Regions from separate parts of the Homo sapiens genome. Here region 1 is linked to region 2. A link is a contact called in ENCODE Hi-C or POLR2A ChIA-PET data. All regions are on one chromosome and are shown on one strand. Each heading gives the region's core, a stretch centred on a gene start or an enhancer-like site at or near the end of the contact. The rest is flanking DNA. Distances are from core to core; before and after follow the strand shown. Region 1 overlaps SIL1 (SIL1 nucleotide exchange factor). Region 2 overlaps SIL1 (SIL1 nucleotide exchange factor).

The links. A loop is a pair of places that touch in the nucleus more often than their neighbours do. ChIA-PET counts read pairs that join two places held with the same protein, here RNA polymerase II (POLR2A). Pooled maps may share reads with other maps.
Region 1: a pooled map shows a loop between it and region 2 (1.9-fold over the local background). The contact joins two enhancer-like sites. A Hi-C loop is called at or near these places in 1 of 50 pooled maps. POLR2A ChIA-PET finds 5 or more read pairs at or near these places in 4 of 52 experiments (Caco-2, activated CD4-positive, alpha-beta T cell and activated T-cell).

Annotation. Positions count from the first base shown.
Region 1 is chr5:139,090,573-139,096,355 of GRCh38, reverse strand. All of the region lies in intron 3 of SIL1 (SIL1 nucleotide exchange factor), which reads left to right. Among named protein-coding and RNA genes, the nearest start is that of SIL1, 100 kb to the left of the region's middle. Within about 2 kb of position 4,300, at least 4 of the 41 ENCODE cell types and tissues checked have a DNase peak (open chromatin) inside an H3K27ac peak, as active enhancers do.
Region 2 is chr5:138,973,058-138,978,952 of GRCh38, reverse strand. All of the region lies in intron 7 of SIL1 (SIL1 nucleotide exchange factor), which reads left to right. LOC124901079 (a long non-coding RNA gene) reads right to left here. Exons shown (of 2, transcript XR_007058954.1): 2 at 3,014-5,895. Among named protein-coding and RNA genes, the nearest start is that of LRRTM2, 100 kb to the right of the region's middle. Within about 2 kb of position 3,697, at least 20 of the 41 ENCODE cell types and tissues checked have a DNase peak (open chromatin) inside an H3K27ac peak, as active enhancers do.

The DNA.
Region 1 (5,783 bases), core at 3,051-5,550, 120 kb before region 2:
CAGGCTTTCAAGTTTACTTAGAGACCCAGAGCACTTTAGCCTGTGGCGGCAAGGTTTGTGGGAACTCAGGTTTAAACTGCCGGGATCGGTGATTCCCTGTTGGTGTGGGCTGGTTTAAATGCTCCCTCCATGGGTGGGCGTCAGCTGAGTTTGGTCCAGTTTTTCTATCTGCTCTAATAGGACAGTGTGGAGTTCAGTGCCTCACAGTTGCTGTGCTCTCCCTCTGCCAGTGCCCAGAGACATTCTTCATACCATACTGCCACTGTTGGGGGGGTGGGCGTTAGCAATCCAAGGCTATCTTTTCTATCTCTTCAGTGCGTCTTTCAGCGACACAGAGTTAAAAGAGGCACTGTGAATGCTCACCTGATTTTTGGTTTTCATGAAGGTGCTTTTCTTGTGCAGATAGTTGTTAAATTGGTGTCCTTGCAGGAGGGACAATTGATGGAGCCTTCTATTCCACCATCTTGTTCTGTGTCTTCTCAAAAGTTAAATCTTTCTTTCTTTAAATTTTTTTTTTTTTTAAATTTTGACACAGGGTCTTGCTCTGTTGCTCCAGCTGGAGTGCAGTGGCACAGTCACGACTCACCGCAGCCTTGACCTCCCTGGCTCCACCAGTCCTCCCACCTCAGCCTCCTGAGTAGCTGGGACTACAGGTGTGTGCCACCACAATGGCTCATTTTTGTATTTTTTGTAATTTTGTATTTTTTGCACTTCTCAAAGTGCTTGGATTACAGGCGTGAGCCACTGCACCCAGCCAAAAGTTAAATCTTTCTTGCAGAAGAATTCCAATAATAGGGCTGGGCATGTGGCTTATGCCTGTAATCCCAGCAGTTTGAGAGGCCAAGGCAAGTGGATCACTTGAGGCCAGGAGTTCAAGACCAGCGTGGCCAACATGGTGAAACCCCATCTCTGCTAAAAATACAAAAATTAGCTGGGTATGGTGGCGCACGCCTGTAATTCAGCTACTCAGGAGGTGAGGCACGAGAATTGTTTGAACCCAGGAGGTGGAGGTTGCATTGAGCTGAGATCGCACCACCGTACTCCAGCCTGGGAGACAGAGTGAGATGCTCTCAAAAAAAAAAAAAAAAAAGAATTCCAATAATATATATATATAGATACTCCCCCCTCTAGAAGGTGGAGCTTACATCTTTCCAGTTGGGCTAGACTTACTGACTCATTTCTAAAGAACACATTTTGGAAAAGGAAAAATAGTCACTTTACAGTGGAGAAATCTGGTAAGTACTACCTGTGATCAAGGGTATCAAGTGAGCCAGGGTAATATCACCAGTGTTGTCATGTGGATATGATGCACCCTATGGTATGATGAGACAAAGGGACACTTTACCTTTGTGGTATTCTTCCTCAAAACCAACGACCCCAGTCTAATGAGAAAAACATCAGACAAACCCAGATGGTGGAACATTCTGTAAAATACCTGACCAGTACTCTGCAAACTATCATGGTTTTGATAAACAAGGAAAGACTGAGAAACTGGCATAGACCAGAGAGGACATGACATGTAAATGCATTGTGGTATTGTGAATTGGATGCTGGAACAGGAAGAGGATATTCATGGAAAAACTAGTGAAACATAAAGAGTCTGGAGTCTAGTTAACACTAATATACCAATGTTGGTTTCTTAGTTTTGACAACTGTACTATGGTAATATAAGATGATAGCATTAGGGGAACTGAAACTGAGTAAATGTTGTACAGAAATTCTAGGAACTCTCTGTATTATCACTGAGTTTTCTGTAAGTCCAAAATAATACCAAAAACAAAACTAACCTTGTCTATGAGGCCATCTCTGTCTACCCTTTCAAAAATGTTTTAGCCTTTCTTAACATTTCATATCCCTTTCCCTGCATTATTTTGCTCCTTAGCACTTATTATTTAATCTATAGATTTTACTTAGTGTTGTTTATTGTCTGTTTCCACTACTAGAATGTAAGCCCTGAGTGGACAGAGATTTTGGTCTGTCTTGCTCACATCTGGATCTTCAGAGCCCAGGGCTGTGCTTGGCTCATAACAGGTATTCAATAAAGATTGGCTAATGAATGATAGAATGAATTCTGTTGTATCACCTGTTTATTCTTAAGGTGTGTGAGGAGTTTGTGTTTAGGCCTTTGTTTCTCTTTTGAGATTTCCAGTGGTTTCCCATTCCAATGGGGACATGATTCCTATTGTTTCTTTTCCACTTTTGCTCAGCATGGAAATGAGAGTCAGGTTGGAGGTGGGTTGTACAGAAACACGATGTGTTCACTCCATCAGCAGGAAGAGCAAATAAATAGCTTCATTTACTACTTTCCTGGCAGAAATTGTTTCCGCTGCAGGTGAGGGCTGGTTTATGATGATACCCTCCCCATTTCATGTTTAAACCTGAAACATGATCCAGGACTGGCTTCCTGAGAGGAGGAACACTTATTTCTGATTCTAGTTCAGCCCATGACAGATGTGGAGTATGTGTGGATTTGAAGACAGTGGGGGAAAGCATGGGACTTTTTGATGTGGAGTAAAGCCAGAGAAGGAAAATTCATCTACTCACAGTATGTATTGAGCTTCTCTTTGCCATGCACTGAAAATTTATAGGGTAAAGATAGTGGGAATGTGGACTGGTTCAACAAATCCTGTTCAGTAGAGCCTGACATCATGTGATCCCAAGGGAATTAAATTTGGGACAAATGAAAGAAAATTTACCTCACACAGTGTGTTGTAGATACAGAGTTGAAAGGATTTAAAAGTACCTTAGAAAAATGTAATGGGTAAGGGATTGAAAGAGTTTTGAAGACCTCCATTAACCATCACGGAGAAGAACCAATCTCTTCTATCCTCAGCGCAATGGCCAGGGTATGGAGATTGTGTCAGGTTATTACCTTTTCACACACACGGACTGGGTTAGTGTGGGAAGAGAGATGGAGCTAACTGCGCTCTGAAGGATTGTGGACGGCACCTGTTCAATAACACCTGTCTCCCTGTGTTAGAACTTGATTTATCTCTGTCTTAGTACATTTTATGCTGCTGTAACAGAATAATTGAGACTGGGTAATTTCTAAAGAGCATAGATTTATTTCTTACAATTCTAGAGACTGGGATATCCAAGTTTGAGGAGCTGCATCTGTTGTGGGCCTAGTTGCTGTGGCATACGTGGCCAAAGGCATCATGTGGTGACAGAGCAGGTGCTGGAGAGAGAGCAGAATGGGGCTGAACTTGCCTTTTGTGGGGGGGAACAAAAGAGACGGAGTGTTGCTATGTTGCCTGGGCTGGACTCCTGGGCTCAAGCAAGTCCTCGCGTTTCAGCCTTCCATGTAGTTGGGAAGCTAGGACTATAGGGGCACACCACTGCACCCAGCTGGACTTGCTTTTTTAATAAACTACTCTTGCGAAAACTTACCCACTCCTGTGATAGTGACATTAATCATTCATGAGGGCAAAGCCCTCATGACCTAATCACCTCTTTCAACATTGTCACATTCAGGATTAAGTTTCCAACACATGAACTTTGGAGGCCACATTTAAACCATAGCAACCTCATAATATATTTTAAAGCTTCCATAGAATATACTTCCCAAAGAATGAAGTCATACTGATTTGAGGCCTGAACAAGGTCATTAGGAGCAACAAAATGTAAGATAAAAGGTATTTCCCTTGTGCCTGGCACTCTCCATCTCCTGTTGTTTTCATGTTCCCGTTGTCTTGAGCCCAAAGATGTAGCGGTTCTGCTTTCTGTTTTTGGTGTGGTGCCCATCATACCTGTGGTGTTCTCTGAACAAAGGCCTGTTCCTGCTGGGCACAAAAATTGGGCTGGGCTTGGGGCTATAGATTTCTTTTGGAGATAAATAAGCAGGGTATCTTGCATCCCCTTCCATTTCGCCTGTCTCAAGGAAGAGGCCAAGGGTCCCCTCTTTTTGCAAGTAAAACAGAATGTACTTTCTTAAAACGATTTAAATATCACAGTTGGGTTCAATTTATCTACAGAAATAGACTTATATAAAAGGAAAACTTACAAAGGAGAAATTTCTACCAAATAATGGGCTCCCTTTTTGTTAAAATTTTTTTCCTACCTTTTTCAAGGTCATCCAGTTTAAAGTCTGAGTGTCCAAGAAAGAAGGGAGGGGAGGCCTAGAGGGAGAAGGGAAAGTAGAAGAAACAGAAGTACTTATAGATTCTTTAGGGTAAATCTGAAGTCTTAGTGATCATATGCTTTTTATCAGTACCAGCGATGCAGCCTGCCAGGGGTTTCCCCTCCTTGACCTTTTTCTTCACCTCCTGCTCCCATACTCCCGTTGGATGGTCAGGCAAGGAGGGCTGGCCTCAAGAACCTCAGCTATTCTAAGTCCTTAGCTCTGCCTGTCTGCTGTTTCAGCCAAACTAGATGGCCTAAGATCTCACACAGTCCACTTACTCCCATTTCCAGCCTTGGTGTGAACCCTTTCCCCCATCTGCAGGGCTGTATTGCAAATTACAGCTGTGAAACAAATTGCCACCAACTTAGTGGCTTCAAACACCGTCTCATTTATTATTTCATAGTTGATGTAGGTCAGAAATCTAGGTCCTGGTTAGCCGAGTCTTCTGTTCAGGGTCTCACAGCCTGAAACCAGGGTGTTGGCCAGCCTGTGTCCCTTTCTGGTGGCTCTGGAAAAGAATCTACTTCCAGGCTCATCCAGGTTATTGCCAACATATCTTTGCAGTCACTTCCTAGAAGTCAGACTTCTGGGTCAGAGGGTAAATGCAGTTATAATTTTATTAGATGTTGTCAAATTCCCCTTTATAGGGGCTGTATATGCAAATTTCATTTCCCTAGTCTCGCCTGCAAAGTACTTACAACCTAATAGGTGGAAAGCAGTTTTCTACTGTAGTTTTATTTTATCTTTGTCATGTGATGAGCAAAGTTGAACATCTTTTCATAGAGTCAAATAGCATTGTATTTCTTTTTCTGTGACCTGCCTGTTTATATCTGTAGTCTTTTTTTTCTATTGTGTTTTTGGTCTTTTTCTCCTTATTTTTTAAAAGTTTTTTATATATTGGGGATATTAACACTCTATGATATTAAATTGCAGATACTTTACCTAGTTTGACATTTGTCTTTTTTGCTTATGATATTTTTCCATGCATTTTTATTTTTTATAAAACTTTTTATTTTTGCATAATCAAATTAATATTTTTGTGATTTCTTTTGGATTTTGAATTATAATTAGGAAAGTTATTTACTTTCAACAAGTTGTTGCCACCAACTTATAATTAGGAAAGTTATTATTTACTACTCCCAGATTATAGAGTAGTTGACCTATGCTTTCTTTTGGTACTTATATGTTTTCATTTTGTATATTTAAAGATTTAATTTGTTTGGAATTTATCTTGACATGTAGGCATAAGACATGGGGTTAATTTTTACCTTTTTCAGTATGTCTGTTGAGTTATCCCAACACTGCTTATTAAAAAGTTTGACTTGGCCAGGTGCAGTGGCTCACTCCTGTTACAATCCCGGCCCTTTGGGAGGCTGAGGTGGGCAGATGGATTGAAGCCAGGTATTTGAGACCAGTCTGGGCAACAGAGAGAGATCCTGTCTCTACAAAAAAGAAAAAAAATTAGCCAGGTGTAGTGGTGCGTGCCTGTAGTCCTAGCTACTCCAGAAGCTGAGGTGGGAGAATCGCTTGGGCCCAAGAGTTTGAGGTTGCAGTGATCATACTACTGCACTCCAGCCTGGCCGACAGAGCGAGACCCTGTCTAAAAAAGAAAGTGCTTTCCCTATAGATTTGAGATGCTGCTCTTACTGTATATTAAATT
Region 2 (5,895 bases), core at 2,448-4,947:
TTATCTAGAATACCTAAAGAATGTTTGCAACTCAGCAACAGAAAACAACGTAATTAAAAACTCCTACAATTCAACAATAAAAAGACAACCCAATTAAAAAATAGGCAAAGGATCTGAATGGACAGCTGTCCAGACAAGATAATGCAAATGTGCAGTAAGTACAGGAAATGATGCTCAACATCATTAACTCCCAGGAAAATGCAAACCCAACCACAATGAGAGAACACTGTATACTCAAAAAGATAGATAATAACAAGTGTTGACAAGGATGTGGAGAAATTGGGACCCTCATATACTGCTAGTGGAAATGTAAATTGATCCAACCATTTTGAAAAACACTACTAGTTCTTCAAATAGTTAAACATAGAGTTATCATGTGATCCAGCAATTCCAATGCTAGGTGTGTACCCAAGAGAAGTGAAACCATATTCCACACAAAAACTTGTACATGAATGTGCATAGCCTCAATATTCATAACAGCCAAAAAGTGGAAACAACCCAAGTATCTGTTGACTGAGAAATGGGTAAATATAATGTAGTATATCCATACAATGGAATATTTAGCAATAAAAAGAAATGAAGTACTGATACATGTTATGAATGGATGAAACTTTTAAAAAGTCAGAGTGAAAAAAGCTAGTCACAAAGCACCACATACTGGATGATTCCATCTCTGTGGAATGTCTGGAATATTCAAATCTGTAGGGCCTAGTGCTGAGGGAGTGGGGGTTGGGGAGAGTTGCGGGGGGCACTAGTAATAGGTATGGGGGGGCAATGAAAATGCCTTAAAATTGTGATATGTTGCACAACTCTGTGAATACACAAAAAGCTATTGAGTTGTACACTTTAAATGGGTGAATTGTGTGGTATGTGAATTTTACCTCAATAAAGCATTTTTAAGTCAGTAACGTGTTATGAAGAAAATAAAATAGGATGATATAAGGTTCTTTAGATGAGTTAGTTACAGAGACTTTTCCAAAGAGATGTCATTCTGGCCTCAACTCAAATATAGATTGAGTCAGCCATATGTACATTAGGCCAAGGGTTTTCCAGGCAGCAGGAATAGCCGTTGCAAGGGTCCTGAGGTAGGGACAAGCTTGGCCAGTTGAGGAAGCAGCCAGAAGGTGAGTGTGGCTGGAATGGAGTGAGCTAAAGAAAGACTAAGAAGAGGTGAGGTTGGCGAAGTTGGCAGTGCACCTAGAGACCTAGGTGAACTAAATTTGGATTTTATTCTAAGGGTAGCAGGAAGCCACTGGTGCCATTTAATTAAGGGAGTAACAAGATCTGATTTACATTTTAAAAATGATCCCCTGGCTTGGCTCAGTGGCTCACACCTGTAATCCCAGCACTTTGGGAGGCCGAGGGAGGTAGATTGCTTGAGTCCAAGAGTTTGAGGCTGCAGTGAGCTATGATTGCACCACTGTGCTCCAGCCTGGGTGACAGAGCAAGACCTAGTGTCAAAAAGAAAAAAAGGAGGAAAAAAAAAAGATTCCTCTGATTGCTTTGCGGGAGAGAAGGAACTCTTCATGGTTTCAGACTACAGCACTGCCTACCTTGTTATCTTAAATCTCTGATAGTAGGAAGCTCTTCCTGGTATCTAGTTCAAGTCACCTCCTCTCATCAGGATTTTGGGTGGTAGATCTGATGGCCATGATAGTGCTTCATAACTGGGAAGATTATTGTTCCCCAGATTAGGATATAGAGTCAGAAAGCTTCATGTCTCTCCATGTTTGTGGCTACTCTCATCATAAGATTGTGGCTGTCCAGACTCAGGACCGTGATGTCTGCCTGATTTTCAATTGCTGGGGCTGTCTTTGGCCATGGCACCTGGTCCTGAGACGAGTAGAGCAATCCTGCCACTTCCACCAGCTAGCAGCATACCTACTTCCTTCCTCTGAGTTGGAGGACAATCTGGAGGGTCAAGCAACACAGGGTGCTGTGTGAATGGGCTTTCTAGTGGATCCAGGTAGCTCTTGAGAAGCTGTGTGAGAAGCTCAGGATGTGTGAGAAGCTCTCAGAGAGTCAGCTCAGGATGGAGGTGCACTTCTCTGGGAAACGTGATGGATGGCACATAATGATTAGAGCTTTGCTTGCCCTACAAATTTTTTTTTTAATTTCATATATATTGTTTCCTCTATTTAAGTAATACATTCTCAGTGTAAGCTTTTCAAACGTTAAAGTAATACGTAATATAGAAAGTTGAAATTATACCAAAAGGACATAGATCAGTTATAGAGACGAACTCCTAATGGTGGTTTATTTACTCATTTAGCAAATATTTATTGAGTCCCTACTATGTGCTTCCTCTGAGGATTGCAATGAAGAATAAGGGAGGTAATGGCCTGCGTGGTGGCTCAAGTCTGTTAATCCTAGCACTTTGGGAGGCTGAGGCGGGTGGATCTCCTGAGCTCAGGGGTTTGAGACCAGCCTGGCCAACATGGCAAAACCCCGTCTCTACTAAAAATACAAAAAATTAGCCAGGTATGGTGGCGCGTGCCTGTAATCCCAGCTACTTGGGAGGCTGAAGCAGGAGAATCACTTGAACCCAGGAGGCAGAGGTTGCAGTAAGCTGAGATCGTGCCACTGCATTCCAGTCTGGGTGACAGAGTGAGACTCCGCCTCAAAAAAAAAAAAAAAAAAAAGAGAGGTAATATAAGAATACTGAGCATGCACCGGGCACATAGTAAGCATTCAGTAATGGTAGCTTCTAATATTGTTGTTATTGTCATCCTGACTGGAGGCAGAGGTATGGGCATCGTGAATATTTTCTGCAAGCTTTTCCTTGACTGGAGGGCTGGAATATCTGGGCCGTGAAGGTCATTGTTTTTTCTCATATAGTGTTCTAAGACCTTAGGGGCTTAGTCAGGGCCTTTGGTGGCCTCTGGCCCTGACACCAGGTTTGGTTCTTCTATGGATACGTCACACTTCTGGAAACAATGCTGTGAAGCAGCTCTTTTCCCTCTTGTCCAGTTTATTAGCTATGTGTTGTTGTATAACAAATTATTCTCAGATGTAGTGGGTTAAAACAACAGTAATAGTTTATTATTTTTCTGTTTCTTTGGGTCAGGAATTTGGAAATGTAGGCAGGGTGTTGACTGGGTATGAGAATCTGCTTCCAGTTTACACGCCTGGCTGGTTGGTGCCAGTTGTTGGTGAGAGGCCTCGGTTTCTCTCTCTGTGAGTTTCTCCACAGGGCTGTGCAGGTCTCCCCATGGCTTCCCCCAGAGTGAACAACATAGGACAGCAAGATGGAAACTTCAGTTCTTTTTGTGGCCTAGCCTTAGAATTCGACATCATCACTTCCTCTTTATTCTTTTGGTCACATAGATCATCTATAGTTAATGTGGGAGGCACCAACACAAAGGCTGGGATCGCTGGTGGGGATCGCCGGTGACCGTGCTGGAGACTGGCACCACACCTAGTATCTGGGGACTCTGTCCTAGGCACTGTGGAAGGAGACCCCACACATGCAGGGACAGTCAGTCACCTCATGGACCCTTGTCTGAGGCAGGTGTTCCTTGCAGCTCACTGAGCCTATGCCCTTCCCCCATGCTCTGGCCTCACGGTGCTGAGCTGCCCAGCTCAGTAGCTGCCTCTTGGCTGAAGTGGTGGCGTGTCAGGGGGAGGACAGTGGTTTCATTTTTGAGTCTTTGATCATGAGAGAAGGCTGAGCTCTTCTGGAAGTCTGCCAGTGGCTTGTGCTTCCAGACACTGGATTTCTCGAAATGGATTGACCAGCTGACCAGCCCCTTCCTATAGGCTTCTTGCCAACCTTCAGAGGAGGGAGCCATTTTTCTTACCTTGAAATCCAGTAATTTCAAGATGAGAGTAGACAGTATTATACTAAAAATGGGGTGTTTTTATCCTTTACAGTTTTATGTCTTGTGTAAGGAAGACTCTTAAAAGTGGGAGAGGTAAGAGGTGTGTGGCAAAAGAACTTCTTGAGTAAGATCCTGGTCTATGGATGGACATACAGCTTGTTGCTGTATATCTCTGGGCAAGTTACTTAACCTAAGCCTCAGCTTCCTCAGCTCAGAGATGAAGAAGACAGTGGTGCTTCACAGACTCATGTGAGGATTAAATGAGATAATGTAGGATGATACACATGAAGCTCATAGCACAGAACACAGCACATTGTAAGGAAATACAGCAAGAGCTGTCACTAAAATATTGTTAATGTTAATATCATCATCATCATTGTGCTCACCGACTCTGAGTGAGACCGAGAGAGGAGCATTGACTTCCCAAGCAACATAAAGGAAACCCAGGCCCGGAAACAGGGGCTCCTTCCCTCTCCAGCTTTCATACTTTCCATACCGAATGTTCTTCCACGTGATGCCTGAACTACAAATAGAAGTTTGGGCAACTCCCAATTATCCCTAGTGTGAATAATTCACTCTGAGATAATCTGTGTGCCTGGCTGGCTTCCCAAATCAGCTGAGTGGATTATTCTCCTCTTTCAATTATTCAACAGTACAAGTAATTGGGAGCTGGCATTAGAATGTAAAGGCCGTGAGGTCATCTCCTGTTGTTCTCAGTTGCACAGTCCTGCCAGTGGTGATGTTTCAGAGCAGTGCGGAGGCTGTAGAGCAGGCCCAAAGGGGGAGGACAGAGGTGGTGACAGGCATGACAGTGAAGAATGAAGGCCCTCAGATGGCAAGTTGGGGGAGGTGAAGCTAACAGCCACAGGCAGGAGAGCCCAAGAGGAACGGTTTATAAAGGCTGCCTTCCCTCTCCCTGGCCTGTAGAGAGAGACCCCGTTGCAGCCGAGTTCACGCTTTCCTGAGGAGCTCTTTGGATTTAGCTTTTGGTTCTGGAATGTTAGTGTATCCTGGAGTCTTTTAAAATATGACCAGCCACCCCTGTTCTCTTCTGTTTGCTGCTCAATTTGATATCAAGGGGTGCACGGAGAGACCTGAGGAGCCTCTTCTTTCTGGAGAGTAGGGTCTCTACATTGAAAATAGCATGTGTAGAAGCGTGATCCATTCATATAAAAAGTAAATGGGTAAAGATTTATATATAAATTTATATTGCACATATATTTTTAAATATGTGATATAAAAATCTGGGCCGGGCGTGATGGCTCATGCCTGTAGTCCTAGAACTTTGGGAGGCTGAGGCAGGAGGATCACTTGAGCCTGGAGTTTGAGACCAGCCTGGGCAACATAGTGGGACTTAGTCTCTACAATCACAACAACAAATTAGTCAAGGCTGGACACGGTGGCTCACACTTGTAGTCCCAGCATTCTGGGAGGCGGGAAGATCACTTGAGCCCAGAAGTTTGAGGGTAACATAGTGAGACCTCAGCTCTATATTAAAAAAAAATTTAGTCAGGTGCAGTGGCATATGTCTAGTCCCAGCTACATAGGAAGCTGCAACAGGAGGATCAGTTGAGCCTGGGAGCTCAGGGATGTAGTGAGCTGTGATCACACCACTGTACTCCAGCTTGGGTGACAGGGCGAGACCCTGTCTCAAAAGAAAAAAGAAAAAACTCTGCTCTTACCTCTGATGGTCTGAGAAACAGGGACTTTTCCTTTCTATTTTGCACTCTTCTATACTGCTTGATTTTTTTTTTCTTTACCATGAACTTACATGATTTATAATTATTTAAATTACTTATTATAAAATAAGACACAGAAGTTGCTGTTGGGTTTTCTGGCATGAGCCCTTTGGATTCTGTGTTTTAGCATTCATGATCATTCTCTGGGCCACTTTATTCTTACACAACCTTTTTTTTTTTTTTTTTTTTTTAAATACTTCAAGTTCTAGGGTACCTGTGCACAACGCGCAGGTTTGTTACATATGTTACACAACCTTTAATTGTATAAGGATAACCTTTAATTGGCTTGGGCTTGGGGGTGGACTCATCAGTTTGCCCAGATCCCTTCAGCCAGG